Regions from separate parts of the Homo sapiens genome. Here region 2 is linked to region 1. A link is an interaction called in ENCODE POLR2A ChIA-PET data of the cell type or tissue named here. Cell type or tissue: CD4-positive, alpha-beta T cell. All regions are shown on one strand. Links, peaks and the distances in the headings refer to the core of each region. The heading gives the core; the rest is flanking DNA.

Region 1 (8,330 bases), core at 319-8,318:
TTACCCAGCCTTTTCATCTCTTGCAGTTTGCTTGGCATTTCACCATTTGGAAGAAATTAGTATCATCAGTACCTCTGGAGTTTGCACTATGCTCTGCTTATAGATTGTGTATAGTTACCTGCTAAGATGGTCCTAAGCACATGTCCACGGCCTCAGTTCAGAGTATACTTAATGCTCCCTATTCAGTCTTTCTGTTCCCGTGCTCCAGTCCGTGAAGTCTAGAGTAAAATAAGAAATTGGCATTTATATACATCTCCCCTCCTCATCTTTAACTCTTTTGAAGAAGAGAGTTTTAGTATCACATTCATAAGAAATTTCATCTTTAAAAGTTGGTATTACAGGCGCAGTGCCTCACACCTGTAATACCAGCACTTTGGGAGGCCAAGGTGGGCAGATCACCTGAGGTCAGGAGTTCAAGACCAGCCTGGCCAACATGGTGAAACCCCATCTCTACTAAAAATACAAAAATTAGCCAGCGTGGTGGCGGGTGCCTGTAATCCCAGCTACTAGGGAGGTTGAGGCAGGAGAATCACTTAAACCTGGAGACGGAGGTTGCAGTGAGCCGAGATCACGCCACTGCACACCAGCCTGGGCAGCAGAGTGAGACTCTGTCTCAAAAAAAAAAAAAAAAGTGAGCAATATCTGTGGTTAATCTCAAATAGGGTGGCTTTCCGTGTCATTTCCCTTTAGTTGTTTTTAAATGCAGATGTTGCTTTAATTAAATAATATTTGAAATAAGTGGGGTCCCAACTATAACCTTATATCTTATTGTTTTTAAATGTTGATATTTTGGTGTTTTCAGTAGAATTTGAGCTGTTAACAGTGATTAGGTTTTTTCAGTTTGTCATCGATGTATGTGACCTCGTTATAATACACATGGATTTTTGTCTGCTGGTTGTGTTACTCATGAGCAATGTGTTCTAATTATGGTATTTTAACTTATAACTTATGAAAAAGTTATGTTTCACTCTAGGGAACAAGTCCTGAAGAACCCTCAAGCCCTAAAGTACCACCTCCACTTCTTCCTGAGTTGCTGGTTCTTATTTTTGGTGGGCTTCAAGGAAGAGGTGGGTGGTGAGGGTGTCTGTATATGTGTGTTTACATTTGTAGACAGTTTCTGTACATGTATAATTAGGAATGGGTTGTCGGTTTTGGTTTTTTTCCCAGCTTTATGTAATTGGTCAGACTTCTCAAAGGGGGGTAGCACTTGATAATCGCTCTCTTGGAACTCTGAAGCCTTTGCATGGAGCAGTGTTCACCCTGGGCAGCCTGTGGCCCCTGGGGTCACAGAGCTGCTTTCCAGGGGGTTTGCAAGGCCGTCACTGCCTCATAAGATTACCAAGATCTAATTTACCTCTCACTGTGTGGACGTTTGCCCTGGTGGTGCAAAGGCAATGGTGAGGAATATGGCGCCTTTCTTTCATCGAGCAGGACAGCGGTGTTCAGCTAGCAACACACCAGTCTGACCCAAGAATGTCCTCGATAAAGCATGAAGTTACTGGTTTTTTAAGTCTCAACTCTTTTGTATACCTTTTTAATTTTGTTTTTGTTTGGGTTTGTTTTTAGTTTTGTTTTTGTTTGGGTTTGTTTTTAGTTTTGTTTTTGTTTGGGTTTGTTTTTGTTTGGTTTTTTGGTTGCTCAGGCTGGAGTGCAATGGCGCAATCACAGCTCACTGCAGCCTCAACCTCCCCAGCTCGAGCATTCCGCCCACCGCAGCATCCTGTGTAGCTGGGACTACAGGCAAGCACCACCACACCCAGCGTGGTTTTTTGTTGTTGTTGTTTTGGTAGAGCTGGGGTCTCACTGGGTTGCTCAGGCTGGTCTCAAACCCCTGGGCTCAAATGATCCTCCTGCTTTGGCCTCCCAGAGTGCTGGGATTAGAGGCGTGAGCCACCGCACCCAGCCTCCTTTTTAATTTTGCGTGACGAAATGCAGAGTTCACATGAAGCCGTTCTAGCATGCTGGAGTGTGATGGCCGTCTCGAAGAAAAGCGCCCATGTGATGTGTGAGTTATGAGCCAAAATAGCCACTTTTTCCAGGAACTTTAAATTATGAGAATAGTAATGTAAAATCATTTTTACTTGACAGAACAAAAAGCAGACAAACTGTGGATATTAAGACTTAAATATTTGGCTGATATTTTCTAGAAAATCTATGAAGTGAGCTTATCAATTGAGGGGAAAACAACTGCGACACTGTTTTTGGCCCATGGTAAAATTTGAGCTTTCAAGAAAAATTTGAACTTTGGAGAACTTTTATCTGCCAGTGTAAATGTGGCAGCTCCCAGTGCCACAGACTCTTCTGCTGAGAGGGGTGGTGACATTAGCAAGTGGGGTTTCTTGATGTATACGGTGGAAGGTCACACACCACATGCAGCAGTGTGTTCTCAGTGACCAACGAACGATGCTACAAACAAGCGTGGGTGAAGAGCCACCAAAGTGTAAGACACACTGCCGGGTGTTCATGTAACTGACAGGTTCATCAACATGGTTTCAGATTCCTCATTGCAACTAATCTTTAAGGAACTATCACTTGTTGAATTTTAGCATAGGCAAAGAAGAACATCGGCAATTTTTTGAGAAGCATTGAAACCTCCCTTTTCCCACCAGACGTGTCTGTCTGAGCCTGGGGTGTTTCTTTACATATACTTGAACCAGAATAGCATATCACAGCAAGTTGAACACAGAAGCATGTCGGCAGATCCGCCTGTCTTCTGTTGAGTATTGAAGATACATGCAAAAATGTACAACATGGCCATTTTCTCGCTGGTTTCTTTTTGAAAATAAGGTTATTTTCATAAAATATTACTTAACATGAAGTGAACCTATTGCTAATTTAATGAATAAGTAAATATTTTTAAAATTTTCAAGTATGGTCAGTATCAATGGATATAACCCCCATAATCAAAGCTCTTTAGGGTTCTCCATACTTTCTAAGAATGTAAATAGGTCTTGACACCAAAAAAATGGAAAACACGTGGACTTGGAAGTTTTTCTCGAATGGGCTGGATGTGACCCTGACCCTGTTTTTACCAAGCCTCCTTGGTTTTTTCCCTCTTTTCTCTAAAAAAAAAAATAAAATAAAAATAAAAATAAAAAAAAATTAAGTAGTCAGTGGAATCATCTAAACTGGTCTCTGGGACCATGAGAGCTGAGAGCATCCGGAGCCCACCTAACCCTGAGCCTTCCTCTTGCCTTGGTCAGTTTCCTTCTTTGTTTTTCAAATCTTTTTTTAAAAGCCATTTTCAAGTAATCAATTAATATGTGAATACGGCCCCATTTACATTTTTTCTTCATTGCAAATAAAACTGAAATTTTCCCTAACCTTATCCCCTGAGATTGGTCTACCATCCCCACATCTCAAAGTGACTGCTGCCTGGAGTTTGCTGTGTGTCATTCCAGACCATTTTCTCCCTGTGGGGGGTGGGTGGGTGGGTGTGTGTGTGTGTGTGTGTGTGTGTGTGTGTATTTATCCACATAAATAATATAAATATGTATTTATTCACAGAGTATATAGCATTTTTTGTTTCATTTCTTTAAAAAATTGACATGAGAGCAGTTTTAGTAACAAAAACCTTTTATACGTTTTTAGGATCTTGGTGGCGCTCTCGGTTCATAATGCTCTGAGTTGGTGTTACGTCATATTATCCTGTATTGTACTGTGTATACATACGTTACGTAAATGCTTAATGTGGTCTCGCATGTTTTTCTGTGAATTTGGCTTAAACTTTCAGACTAGGCATCTAGGAGGTGGCGGCAAGTGGAAGGTGGAGCTGTCACAGACACTCGGCCCCCGCAGCCTGTGCATAGGTGCTCTAGGCTAATTTTACAGGTGTGATGACCGGGCCAGAGTGAAACCATGTTGTCTGATTTTAGAACAGAGGTCACTTATGCTTCACCAAGCTGCTGGAAATGTGGAATTTTGTTTCTCAATTATTGGACCTGGTCCTGAGGAGATGTTTCCCTTTAGAGAACATCATTGACGCTTTTAAGAGTATTTTACTAGATGTTGAAAACGTTGAGGTCTTATTAATGTAGTGACCCCACCACCACCACCCCCTGCCCCCCCCCCACACACACACATCCCTTGCTAAATTATTACATCAAATCATACAGGAATCTGGCGCTATCAGAGCCAGGGTTAAGGCCTAATAGTGTCACTAGTTACTGAGCTTCTTGATTAAGTCACCTTACTTTCCTGAATCTCCAAATAAGTTACATTAAAAATGCATCTGATTAAATTACTTATTTTAGAGGGAATTGGAAGAATTCTGTGATTGGCGTTCCGATCTAATCCCCCAAAGAGAAAAACACGAACGAGAATGAACACATTTCTCCTTTTATATTATTCTTAGTTAAGAGAAATGCTCTGCCAGGAGAAAACTTAAATGACTATCCAATGGGTAGGGTTTTTTAAAAGAATCTAACCAATTCAGATACTTTTTCTTTTTACACAGTCACAAATGATGTTATGTTGATGTGTTTTTATGACTTACTCTTAAACAACATTTAAATTTAAGCCAAAGTTAAAGTTGTGATTTTGGGAAATTTTTTTACTTATCCTTCCTCTCTTCCCGACTTCCTTCCCTTAAGAACCCCATTCTTATTTTCTCATTTATATCCTGGCTGAGGCTATCAGGTATTGAAACTGGCCTTTTGAAGACATATAAACTTCTGGGGACTGACTTTTCTCATTCAAATAGTCTAATATCAGTGGATATGAATTCTGCATTTTTTTACTTCTAAATCTTATGCGTCATTTAAATGTTAACTTTCAAAATATTAATCTTGAATTTTCACATTTTTGTGTGAGTTGGAATTATTATCCAATTAAATGAACATAAATTATACTGCCTACATAGATTGGAAAAATATCTTTTGGTGGGCCGTGTGTGTATATGCACCCATGTGTTTATGTAAAACCAAACATCAACTTACAAAAACCAGTTCAGTCTTATAGCCTTGTATAGTGTAACATACGGGCTGAGACATTTGCTTATTTGAGCCTTTTCACCCTTTATTTGTAAAAAGGAGGAGAGCCTTTAAGTGAAATGTAAACTAAACTTGGAACCCCTAAAACGATTTTGAACACTACTTGACATTTAAATGTTTATTAAAAATAAAGCAAAGTTTAAGAAGCATGTTTGGTAAAGAGTTCTTTGGCAGGAAATGGGGACCTATCAGCCAAGCTAATAGCCTTAGCTATGGCATCCATAGTAACTAAGACACGCTGCCGATGTAAATATTTATGCCAGCAAGCAGTGCTGCAGAACCCGGGCCGAGCAGTTCAGAGCAGTGAAATTAAAGCATCAGCCGCCAATGTTTGATTTATTTTGTATTATCCGGTATTCCAAGCATTACCATCATTCATCTCTTCTAGGGTTTTTCAAAATAGTTTAGCCCTAAGAACAAGAATCCTAGAAGACCAGTTTACTCGGAGTAATTCGGTACCCTCTCCCCCACAGCATGATAGATACCCAAATGAGAATAGAGAGGCTGTTATTGTTTGTCATTAGCACCCTGGAACCTTTTTCATCTTCAAAGCTCCTCGCAAAAGGGTTCATTAACCGTCGCCCTCTTTCCTGTGAGAGAGTAAACAAGTATGATTAGTCCTACTTTGACAGCGGTGGAAACTGAAGCAGAGAGGTTCTCCAACTTGTCTGAGGTCCAAGAAGGAGCTGGTGACAGAGACCAGATACCGGACCAGCACTTGGGTTTTCTGACTCACGGTTCTGGGCTCACCCCTCTCTGAGCATGCACTGAGCCTGCTCTTGCAGGTTTCTTTATCACAGGGATCTATCTACACGGTACTTTCTGCTCTCAGCTTTTTACAGTGGTGTAGAGTGCAGTGCAGCTGAAACCAGGTTAGTTGATCTTATGGTGTCATCTAGAAAAACAAGAGATGCAGATTCTGGGTCACGAAGGTAAGGTTGTACTTTTAGGGTTTGTGGTTATGGATGAAATTAACTTATCTGAGCCTTACATTGTCTCACTAGGCACAGTGCCCACTTGTTCCGTGGCACAGCCCCAGAGCTCCTGTTGAAGGAACAGACTCCAGGACTGACTTTCCACTTGATTTTCGGAGCTCGCACATCCCGAGAGATTCATGTTCAAGCTGCATTTTAGACATAGCTGGCAAGAGTATTTTCGTGGTAAACGTAAACTTACTATTGGTAAAGATTCTTAATGAGTAATTCTTAGGATTTAGTACAAAATTAGATATATTCTTTTTATTCGTAATGATATAGCATGAAGTTCTTGCGGGGTAGGAGAGAGAGGTATTCATCTGAAAACTGGCTCTGTTTTAGTGTAGACATTTGTCTACGGGGAAACAGTAGGAAAGCATCAAGAAATATTTCTTGATGTGTACAATTGAAGTGATGTTTACAATGTAGTGAAAAAAAAACCTATGCACGCATGTTCCTGATTTTAATAAAGCTCTGCAAAGATTTCCTTCCTCATTCTTTGCTTTTGATTCAGCATATGTGCTGTTGCTAAGTTAAGTGTTGGTAACCCTGTGTCCTTTGTTGGGCCAAACAAGGTTAAAATTAAGACGAAAAAAATTTCTGAGTTCATTTCAAATGGAAGGACAACATGATACCTAACACAGAAGAGAACAAATTTAGTTTTGACTTTCTGCCCTATGTCCACCTAAAGCTGTATTTCACTCACTCACTAATATTTAGAAATCACCCACTTGGTGGTTGGCTCTGTGCTTAGTGCTAAGAACTGGTCGTGTTATAGGTGCTGTGGGTGCGTGTCTGCGCTGGCTTCAGGAGGAGGGAGCAGGCCCTGTGGGGCCCAGCAAGGCCTCCCAGGAGAAGCAGTGTGTTAGCTGAAGTTTAATGAACTAATTGGTGGTCCTGGGATGCAGTTGGGAAGATGGGATGATTCAGCCTGTTGGGGTATGTGTTGGGGGTGGTTGTTGCACTGTGGTGAGAAAATTCCTGGAAAAGGGTGTATGTCAAAAGGGTGTAAGTAGCATCCCTTTATGACTGATGAAAGGAGAGCAGCCGAGAGCAGTTAAGTGGAAGGCAAGACGCAGCAGTGGCTTCTCACGCCATCTTCGTCACTACACAAGGGGAAGTTGGGCTAAGAATAAATTTGTTTTGGTTCCAGGATGAAACTCAAGAGATACAGAAGAAACTGAAAGTGATACTTTTGGCAGAGGGATAGGATAAGAGGGTTTTCAGCGTGTGTGTGTGTGTGTGTGTGTGTGTGTGTGTGTGTGTTGATGAATTTATTACTTATTAAAAAAATGTAAAGAAGGCATAGCATTAAAAGTGGGAGACATATACTGATAATGGAATCCGGGCATTGCTATCTTTCTGTGTCTTAGAAGTTACTGCTATGATTTTAGCCACTTAACTGGCTAGAACAGTTTTGAAAGGCCAAGATCATGGGTTTAAGATTTGAGACTTGGCCAAAAGGTAGCTTTCCTAGTCCTTATCGTAGAGTGCACGCTCCCAGCTTTTGCCCAGCCTATTTGGGGTGCACACGCTCATCGATGAGGGCAACAGAACACAGCATGCAGGCGGAACTGTGCAGGTCAGTCACCACTCCACCTCCTAGCCAGGGTGTCACTCCAATTCCATCATTCAGGTTTCACTGAACTTTCATGTTGGCATTTCATTTAGTTGAATGAACCAGTTTTGTTGTATTTCAGATATTCTCACTGTGTAGTTAGCCTGTTCAGTTTTTGTAGGTGAATGGTAAAGCTGTCAAAACCAGATCTGCTGAAAACCAAAATGTTCAGTGTCATCTTCAGCAGAGGGGATTATCAGAAACTTCTGGGGCAGTAAGGGAAATTTAAGAAGGAAGTTGGGGAAGGTAGGACCTCATGGCTTTGGTTTTTCTGGTGGTCCAAGAGAGGAGGCCTCTAGAGAATTGAGGGGGAACAATAAGTGACAAGCATGAAGAATGAAGAGGGAACTGACCAAGGATCGGTGAGAATAGGAGGTGGCCCAGAGGGCATGGTCAGATGTGGCTATCACAGCTGTCACAGCAAAGTCTTTATGTACTCCGAGAACCAAGCCTTTATCATATATATGTTTTGCAGATATTTTTCTCATACTGTGGGTTGTCTTTTTCACTGTCTTGATGGTATCATTTGCAGCACACGTTTTTAATTTAGAGGAAGACCAGTTTATCTTGATTTGTTTTCTGTCTCCTATGCTTATGGTGTCATAGCTATGAAACCATTGTTGAATCCAGACTTACTCTTACACATTCTTCTAAGAGTTTTTTAATATGAATTCTCTTACATTTGGTCTTTGTTCCATTTCATGTTAGTTTTTATATAGGGTGTGAGGTAAGGGTCCAACTTCCTTT
Region 2 (8,330 bases), core at 297-8,296, 55 kb after region 1:
TTTGATCCTTTCAGTTCTTGCTTTTTCAGATGTTTTAGGCAGGAACAGTTATATTAAAACCAGAGCTAATTATTCTCCACCACTGAGACCTTTCTGATTAGGAAGCCAGTGCCCTATGGATTATGAATTTTTCCCATCTGGTTGGTGGGAACAGACACTGTTCCCAGCCCCGAACAAGTACTGGGTTCTCACTAATCCTTTCAGGTGGTTCTTTTCCCAACCTCTGGTAGTTTTCTCACACAAATATGCTGATCTGTACTCTGCTGAATAGTTGAGTGACCTCTACAAATAAATCACTGTAGTTCTTCTCTGTGTGCAGCTGTCTCCCCTGTGGAACTCTGCCTTGCAAATTCTAATCCAGTTTGAATCCTGGGTCCCACCTGGGTTCTTTCTGCCTATACTACAACCTAAAAATCTATCAAGGCAGGAGCCTGGGGCGGTGTGGGACGTGCCTCACTTGTTCCCATCTCAGGGATCACTGTCCTTATCCTTCGTTGTCTGAAATCCAGTGTCTTGAAAACCGTAATTTTATATATTTTTGCCCAAATATTTGGTTGTTTCAGGCAGTAGCATAAACCTCATCCTTGTTACTCCATCTCATCTGGAAGCATAAGTCTGCTTCATTTATAATAGATACTCAATAAACACTTAACTCCGTCCACCCAGGGGATCTAGCAATTATTATAAAAATGAAAGACTGTTTGCATAATTTATAATGCCATAATTTCATACGTCATTTGGGGTTAGGGGAAATGGCTGTGCATACATGACTGGGAAGTGATAAGGAGTTTAGCTCTGAAACTTCCCTTCTCAGTTGATTTATATCACGTTGGATAGAGAGTATGTTGTTCTGCTATGCTAAAGCATTACTAAACTTTCTCATACCTTACTGCAAAAAGAAATCAGAATACATGATAAAGCAAATATATTAGAATGCTAATGGTAAAATCTAGATGATAGCTGTTCGCTATAAAATTCTTTCAACTTTATTGCATTGAAATTTTTCGTAATAAAAACATTGGGAATACATCATTCAGAATCTATACGAAACTAATCTTTGGCCCAGAGTAAATAACTTAAGAGCACTTCCAAATCCAGTGTTATCTTTAAATGACACTAGTTGAATTGAATTATAAGTATTATGAATTATTTCTTATGTATAAATATTCTAAACTCAAAAAATATAAACTCATGCACATAACTGTAAATGATTTATTTTCATGCTTATCTGAAGATGATCTTGTTATGAAACTGTAGAAAATTAAAATATTCATTGTTTGAAAAGTTTAGACTAAATTTCCTTTATTAAGTATTCTACAAAGGTTTGTAAGTTGTTTGTTTTTTTTTTAATTTGAGACAGAGTCTTGCTCTGTCGCCCAGGCTGGAGTGCAGTGGCACGATCTCAGCTCACTGCAACCTCCACCTCCCAAGTTCAAGCGATTCTCCTGCCCCAGCCTCCAGAGTAGCTGGGATTACAGGCCTGTGCCACCATACTTGGCTAATTTTTGTATTTTTAGTAGAGACAGGGTTTTGCCATGTTGGCCAGGCTGGTCTTGAGCTCCTAACCTCAGGTGACCTGCCCGCCTCAGCCTCCCAAAGTGCTGGGATTACAGGGGTGAGCCACCGCGCCTAGCCCGTAAGTTTTTATTTCCATATCTTTAACTGCTATTTAGGAACATATTTGAATAGATTGTAAAAATAGCAAGTTATTCAAAGTAAGAATTTTCAATGTTGTGGTTCTTTTCTTGACTGTCACATCATGGCATCTATTTGGAGGTGAAATCGATTCTTTGAAAGCAGCTCTTGCTGTGGAGGAAGCGCGAGGTAGATTTGTGGGAAGAAGGCTCTGCTCTCCCTTACCTCTCTTCACTGCCGAGCACTCATTGTGTGCCAGGGCCAGCAGGAAGATATTAAACCAAGGACTTCCCGGCCACCCAGTCATACTTGAGATAAATATTCCAAAGAAAATGTACAGCATCATAGAAGAGCTTAAAATTAGGGGCCCAATTAGGACTGTAATTATTTTGCAGCTGAGACGTAAAGGTTTAATGAGACATTTTTCACAGTTTCCAGGTAATTAATTGGTGTTGCAGTTAATAAGGTGACTGATGCGTGCTTTTCCCAGGATCCATTTACTCTCAGCAAGTGTTTGAGGACCTCCTAGGTGCCAGGCACAGTGGTAGGTGCTGGGATTGCTGTGCATTTATGTTCTCTAGATGATAGCTGAGTTCTGGTGCCATGAAAGCAGATTCAAACTCACTTTACAAATGGGGAAAGGGGTAGTATCTCCCTTTAAGACTGCTACTACGATTTTTACTATTCTACCTAAATTTTAGGTTAAGTTCATTGAGTTCATCAAAAATTCAGTTTAAGATTGTGTCTGCTTTATACATTGCTCTGCGAAGTTCCATCTTTGTAATATGATCTCATTCCACATCAAAGGTTCCTCCGTTTTTTCGGGCATTCTTCAGTGCCTTTTATTAGAGTTTTCTGCTTTCTCCATCAAGGCCTTGTAACTAGGTCAGTAATTCCCAGGCACTTTGTAGTTTTTGTGTCTGGGTAGCTGGAGTCTTCGTCTCTGTTTCTTTTTTGTATTTGCTTAATTGTTAGTGGAAAGGTGGTTGCTGTTGGTTTCATATTTTTGATATTTGCATGTGGTAGTCTAGTTGTGATGGTCTGTCTGTTGCTTCTGTTTTCCAGCTATATCATTTGCAAACAAATGACAATTTTGTACTTAAATATATATATATTGCGAAGGGGCTTAACACTTTCTGCCCTTCCCAGAAATGTATCTCTTAGCAATATGACTCGTAGAACCTAACAGTTCCATCACAGGAGGAAGTGTTCTGCAGTAACTGTAATTTGGCCTTTGATGGATTCATCTGTTATAAATCCTGTTGACATGAATAAAACAGAGAATAAATAACAGAATAACCCTTGTGGTTTTGAACAGAGAACTGTAAATAATCAAACCTTTCTTTCCTGTTGCCTCTAAAGTTAGACTGTCAGCGGTTTTTTTTTTTAATGTATCCCTTCATGTCTTAAAATTTTTATATGTTACACTGCTGCAGTTATGTTACGGCATAAATATTCACTCATTGGTAATGAATGATAACACATACAGAAAGGCTGCATGATATTGCTGAATTGTAAGAATTTTCCGTAAAGTTGCTTCTTGGGCCATTCTAGTTTACATCTAATTTAATAAATTTAGCAATTTGGAGAACATCTGCAGGACTGATGTAAGTACTGAAAGTGGAAGTGTCAGGGAGGCAGCAGAAGCAGGTGCTTCCTGATATTAACCAGAGACGGTCCTGGCACAGATGGGGCCGTGTGAATCACATGCAGACATACGTATGCACTCACGTGCGTGCCATTATTTTCATGTGGAGGTCAAACAGTCAGAAACGTTTGGGAAGTGCTGTGTAATGCTAACTGTTCGTGCATAATGTTTTCCCATTTAGTAAGTGCTGTTGCATGTGTTTTCTGTGATTCTCACCACAGCCCAATGCAAAAAATAAAAAAAGGATTTACGCTTTTTTTTTTTTTTTTTTTTTTTTTTGAGATGGAGTCTCACTCTATTGCCCAGGCTGGAGTGCAGTGGTGCAATCTCGGTTCACTGCAACTTCCACCTCCCAGATTCAAGTGATTCTCCTGCCTCAGCCTCCCGAGTAGCTGGGATTACAGGCACCCACCACCACACCCAGCTAAGTTTTGTATTTTTAGTGGAGATGGGGTTTCACCATGTTGGCTAGGCTGCTCTTGAACTCTTGACCTCAAGTGATCCACCCGCCTCGGCCTCCCAAAGTGCTGGGATTACAGGCATGAGTCACCGCGCCTGGCCTTTACCCTTTCCAATGGAGGAGAAAATTGAGGCTCAGGCAGGCTGTTTGGTCTGAGGTCCTTCTTCTAGGTGGGAAGAGGGTGTAGAGAGACTGTTTCCATGAGGCTGTGCTGCCTTTGTTGGGCAGCGTGATTCTGCGTCTGTGCCTCTGGGTGTGCGCTGGATCCGTAGGTCTCATTTGAGAGATCACAGTGACCCTGTGTGCTGCCCAGAAGACCCGGGACTCCTTAGACCTCAGAGCTTCTTTGGTGTTCACTGCATAACGTTGATGTCTTCTCTGTTTCCTCAGACCGGATCCATGCATCCAGGTAGCATGGCAGTGACATTTGCACACAGACATCAGCACCCCAGGTTTCTGTACCTGGGGCTCCTGCCCCTGATTCGCCCCTGCAGCTTTTGTGTTAAGAAATGTTGCTAGGTCAGAAACCCAAGAAGAATTTGAGGTGATAGACCGTTGGCCCTCTGTTCCTTCCCCCCGCCCCAGTATTACTTTTTACTTAACCTTTTCTAGAGATATGCACTAAATTAATGCAATGTAATGTGGTAAGAAAGGTGTGTAGAAGTTAGGAGTGCAAGTTTTTTTCCTTACACATGAGAAATGACTTTCAATCAATCAGAATTGGCCTGGAATGAACCTTCCCGGACCTAGGTCGGTCATCAGTCAAGGACGCTGTATCAGTCTGCTCAGGCTGCCGTAAGAAAATACCACAGGCTGGTGGCTTAAACCACAGAAATGTGTCTTCTCTCCATTCTAGAGGCTGGAAAGTCTAAACTCAAGGGTGTAGCAGGGTTTGTTCCCTGCTGAGGGCCTTTTCTGGCTTGCAGACGGCCACTGTGCCCTCCCATGGCCTTTGCTCCGAGCAAGTGCAGAGAAGGCGAGTGTGAGCCTTCTACCATCCCTCCTTACAAAGACACTAATCCTGGAGGGCCAAGGCCCCACTTATGACTTCATTCACCCTTCATTATTTTCTCTGAGGACCCATCTCCAAATCCAGCCACACCAGGGTTTAGGTCTTTAACATGAATGTGAGGAAGGGAGGCCACAAGCATTGAGTCCATGACAGACACTGAAAAGAGGACATTGTGTTCAGAGCAAGCCATCTGAGTCACCTTGCAGGCCCTCAGCTCAGCATCAAGGATTCAGTGAGTGTGCAGGTGTTTGAGACGGGGCCTAGCTGCTGGGCTGACTGTCACTGTGCGGGAGAGCTTCAACTGGAAACCCTAATCACTAGCTTTCCTGCTAGTAGAAACCACCAGTTTACTTAGGAATCTCAGCTGACTGGGTGCCTCAGTCAGGGCTGTGCAGAGAAACAGCAGGAGAGACAGAGATTGAGATCTCAAGGACTTGCCTTCTGCAGTGGGTGAGTCCAGCGGGCAGGTCTGGACTCCGTGGACAGGCAGCGGGCACGAGACTTGGCCGTGGTGGACACTGCAGGCCGCAGGTGGACTCTCCTCAGAGAAGCTGCAGTTTGGGTCTCACAGGCCTCTCAGCTGACTGGTTGAAGCCCCCACATTCTCAAGAGTGATCGCTACTTGAAGTCCATTGATTATAGGTGTTAACCACATCTATAAAATGCCTTCACAGGAACACCCACAGCAGTGTTTGGACAGCTGGGCACTGTGGCCTAGCCGGGTTGACACATACGGCCAGCTGGCACAGTCGGGGACATTTTACTTTTTTTCAGTTATCGCCTTTAACCACGATGGGTGAAATCACACTTTCCTGTGCCTAAATAACATCTTAGGCAAGTTGGTTAACTTCTTAGTCATCCCTGGTCACAGAAATCCAATCTAGGTTAAAGCTTTCATCTCAGACCCTCTGCAAATGGCATCTAAGCCGCACCCCAGGCAGCCTGGCCAGGGAGGGACATGCTGTGGGAGAGGAGGGGAAGCAAGGGTGGCTCCGAGCCCCTCTTGCCCGCCCTCCCCCGGGGCTTTGAGCAGAACCCAGAGCAGAGGGGAAGGGCAGCTGCCTGTTCTGCTCAGTTGCTCCCTGTGGCCTCGGCCAGAATGGTGGTCTCTTCCTCTGTGGCATGTCTGTGACTCTTGGGCAGCAGGCCTCTTCCAGAGGGACGGCTGTTTCCTCTCCCCCAAGACCTACAGCCTCGTCTCTGGGTGAGCTGACCCCTCTCTCCCTTGGCAGCTTCCTGGGCGGCGTGGCCCTACGGCTCCTGCTCTGGCCTCTGTATCCCTGATGGGCAGCCCCAGAAACCTCGGAAGCAGTGACCGTGCTTTCCTTCCAGGCGCCATGGTTCCTCAGGCCCTGATGTCACAGGCTGTTCCCAGAGTCTCCTGCCAGGCATAGTCCTGTTCACAGATTCCTCTGCCACCCAGAGTTCGTGCCCAGGCTCTGCCCTCCCCACACTGTGCTCTGCCCCTGTCGGCACCAGGCCGGGCCCACAGCTCTAACCCACCGAAGAACAAAGTGCCATCTCCCTTTCCTGAAGGTGACCCTGTCCTGTGGGTGACTGGACCCTCACCCCAGTCTCTTGGCTTTGAGAGAGAGGGTAGAAACCCCAGTTCACGAATGCCACACTCCCCGTAGGAGCTAAAGACTCAATTCAGACTTTCCTTTCTCTGCCCTTCATGGCCCTGGAAGTTATGGAGAGCTTCAGCAGTGGCTGCTAATGACAGGACCCTGGGAGGACATGGCGGCCTGCCCAAAGTGTGTGTGTGTGTGGCCTTTCCTTAATAGTTGAGCTTTTAGCATCTGCTTGTTCACGTCTGTGGGCTTTGGGGTCAGGGTGCCAGGAGGGGCAGACTAGACCCCTGTCTGCGCCGAGTGCCTGTGGGCCAGCAACTGAGGCAGGGCCGTCCACCTGTCAATCACCGTTCTTTGGGAGGCTCCTTGCAGTGCCCTATACACACACTAGCTTCACAGAGGAGGGGACAGTCCCTGGAGAGTAGACATTGCCAGAAATTATAACACCAGTGAGAGTCAGGTTAACTCTCGGTTTTAGATTGCAAACTTTTGTCTTTGTACCTATGTCTTAGGAACATTACTCATACTTTTACTAGAAGTGTTTTTTAATTAGTTGTTCCTGGCTTTTCAGCCCCTTTTTTCATCCCTGCGTTTCTACAGTATCCGTGAAGGCCATTACAGTTGGTCTTTACGTCAGCTCCCCTCTCAGATGACACAGAGAACAAGCTCAGATGCTTGATACTCAGATGCTTGATGCTCAGAGCTTTTATAGCTGATGACTTTCTGAAAAATGATATTAAGGTTTGGAGTTCAGTATCAATACCAGTAAAGAAGGGAAGAAACAGGCAGGTGCGGTGGCTCACGCCTCTAATTCCAGTACTTTGGGAGGCCGAGGCAGGAGGATTGCTTAAGCCCAGGAGTTTGAGACCAGCATGGGCAACGTAGCGAGTTCTTGTCTCTGCAAAAAATAAATAAAATTAGCAGAGCATGGTGGTGCGTGCTGGTAGTCCCAGCTACTTGGGAGGCTGGGGCAGGAGGATCGTGTGAACCCAGGAGTTGGAGGCTGCAGTGAGCGATGATGGCCACTGTACTCCAGCCTGGGCAGCAGAGAGATGCCCTGTCTTTAAGAGGAAAAAAGAAAAGGGAAGAAACAGCAGTGGTGACATTGAGTATTAGCTTGGTCTTTACAAGACTGGGTATCTAAAGCCAGCCAAGTTTGCCCTGGACTCTCTAGAAACATCTTCTCGTTGTTATCGTAGAGTCAGATTTTAATCTTTTATGTCAAAGGTTTTGATTTTGTGCTTCTGAGAGTGGTGGGACTGGGGTTGTGATCACCTATAAGAGCCATTCACCAGAACCCAGTTATATAACTGGCATACGATCCGTTCAGAGATTCAATAAGGTAACCAATCATATTTAGACTTAGTATAAAAGAGGGTTGGGCATGGTGACTCACGCCTGTAATCCCAGCACTTTGGGAGGCTGAGGGGAGCGGATCACTTGAGGTCAGGAGTTTGAGACTGGCCTGGCCAACATGGTGAAACCGTGGTGAAATCCCATCTCTACTAAAAATACAAAAATTAGCCAGGCATGGTGGTGCACGCCTGTAATTCTAGCTACTCGGGAGGCTGAGGCACAAGAATCACTTGAACCCGGGAGGCAGAGGTTGTGATGAGTCGAGTTCGCACCACTACACTCCAACCTGGGCCGCAGAGGGAGACGTCACCTCAAAAATAAATAAATAAATACATAGATTTAGTACAAAATAAAAATAGGTTATAAATGTATGACATGGAAACAGTAATCTTTTCTGTTTATGTCACTGATCTGTCAGTATGTGTTATACAAGTCCAAACAGACTGAGAGAAATCTAACAGCCCATGCCTGGGCGCACAGCCATGCTGCCCCTACCGATCCTCTGTGCCCCTGAGCAGTCCTTTCTCTGGAAATGATCTTAGCTGCCGACTCAAAGGTCGTCCCACTCTGACTGTTGCTTTCCTCATCGTTGCGGATTGCAGAGGATGTTGGTGCCATTGTCACACGGGTCCTCCCTGCGTGACGCAG

Evidence for each region. Peaks named below come from ENCODE experiments on the same cell type or tissue, not always from the same donor. Only the 100,000 strongest peaks of a DNase experiment are listed, where the experiment ranks them.
Region 2: POLR2A ChIA-PET joins it to region 1 with 15 read pairs; 11 of 35 experiments call an interaction of 5 or more read pairs at or near these places.

What each region holds. Positions count from the first base shown.
Region 1 is chr14:101,818,019-101,826,348 of GRCh38, forward strand. All of the region lies in intron 3 of PPP2R5C (protein phosphatase 2 regulatory subunit B'gamma), which reads left to right. Among named protein-coding and RNA genes, the nearest start is that of PPP2R5C, 60 kb to the left of the region's middle. RefSeq lists enhancers at 2,506-2,765, 6,969-7,118, 7,179-7,228. In CD4-positive, alpha-beta T cell, for the core only: no CTCF peak of the experiment used is centred there; DNase peaks (open chromatin) are centred at 1,713, 3,693, 5,823, 7,063 and 4 weaker places; H3K4me3 peaks cover 7,519 bases; H3K27ac peaks cover 8,000 bases.
Region 2 is chr14:101,873,405-101,881,734 of GRCh38, forward strand. The region is part of intron 4 of PPP2R5C (protein phosphatase 2 regulatory subunit B'gamma); the gene reads left to right. Among named protein-coding and RNA genes, the nearest start is that of DYNC1H1, 87 kb to the right of the region's middle. RefSeq lists a silencer at 2,627-2,696 and enhancers at 3,017-3,086, 5,305-5,454. In CD4-positive, alpha-beta T cell, for the core only: no CTCF peak of the experiment used is centred there; DNase peaks (open chromatin) are centred at 3,347 and 5,685; H3K4me3 peaks cover 905 bases; H3K27ac peaks cover 4,467 bases.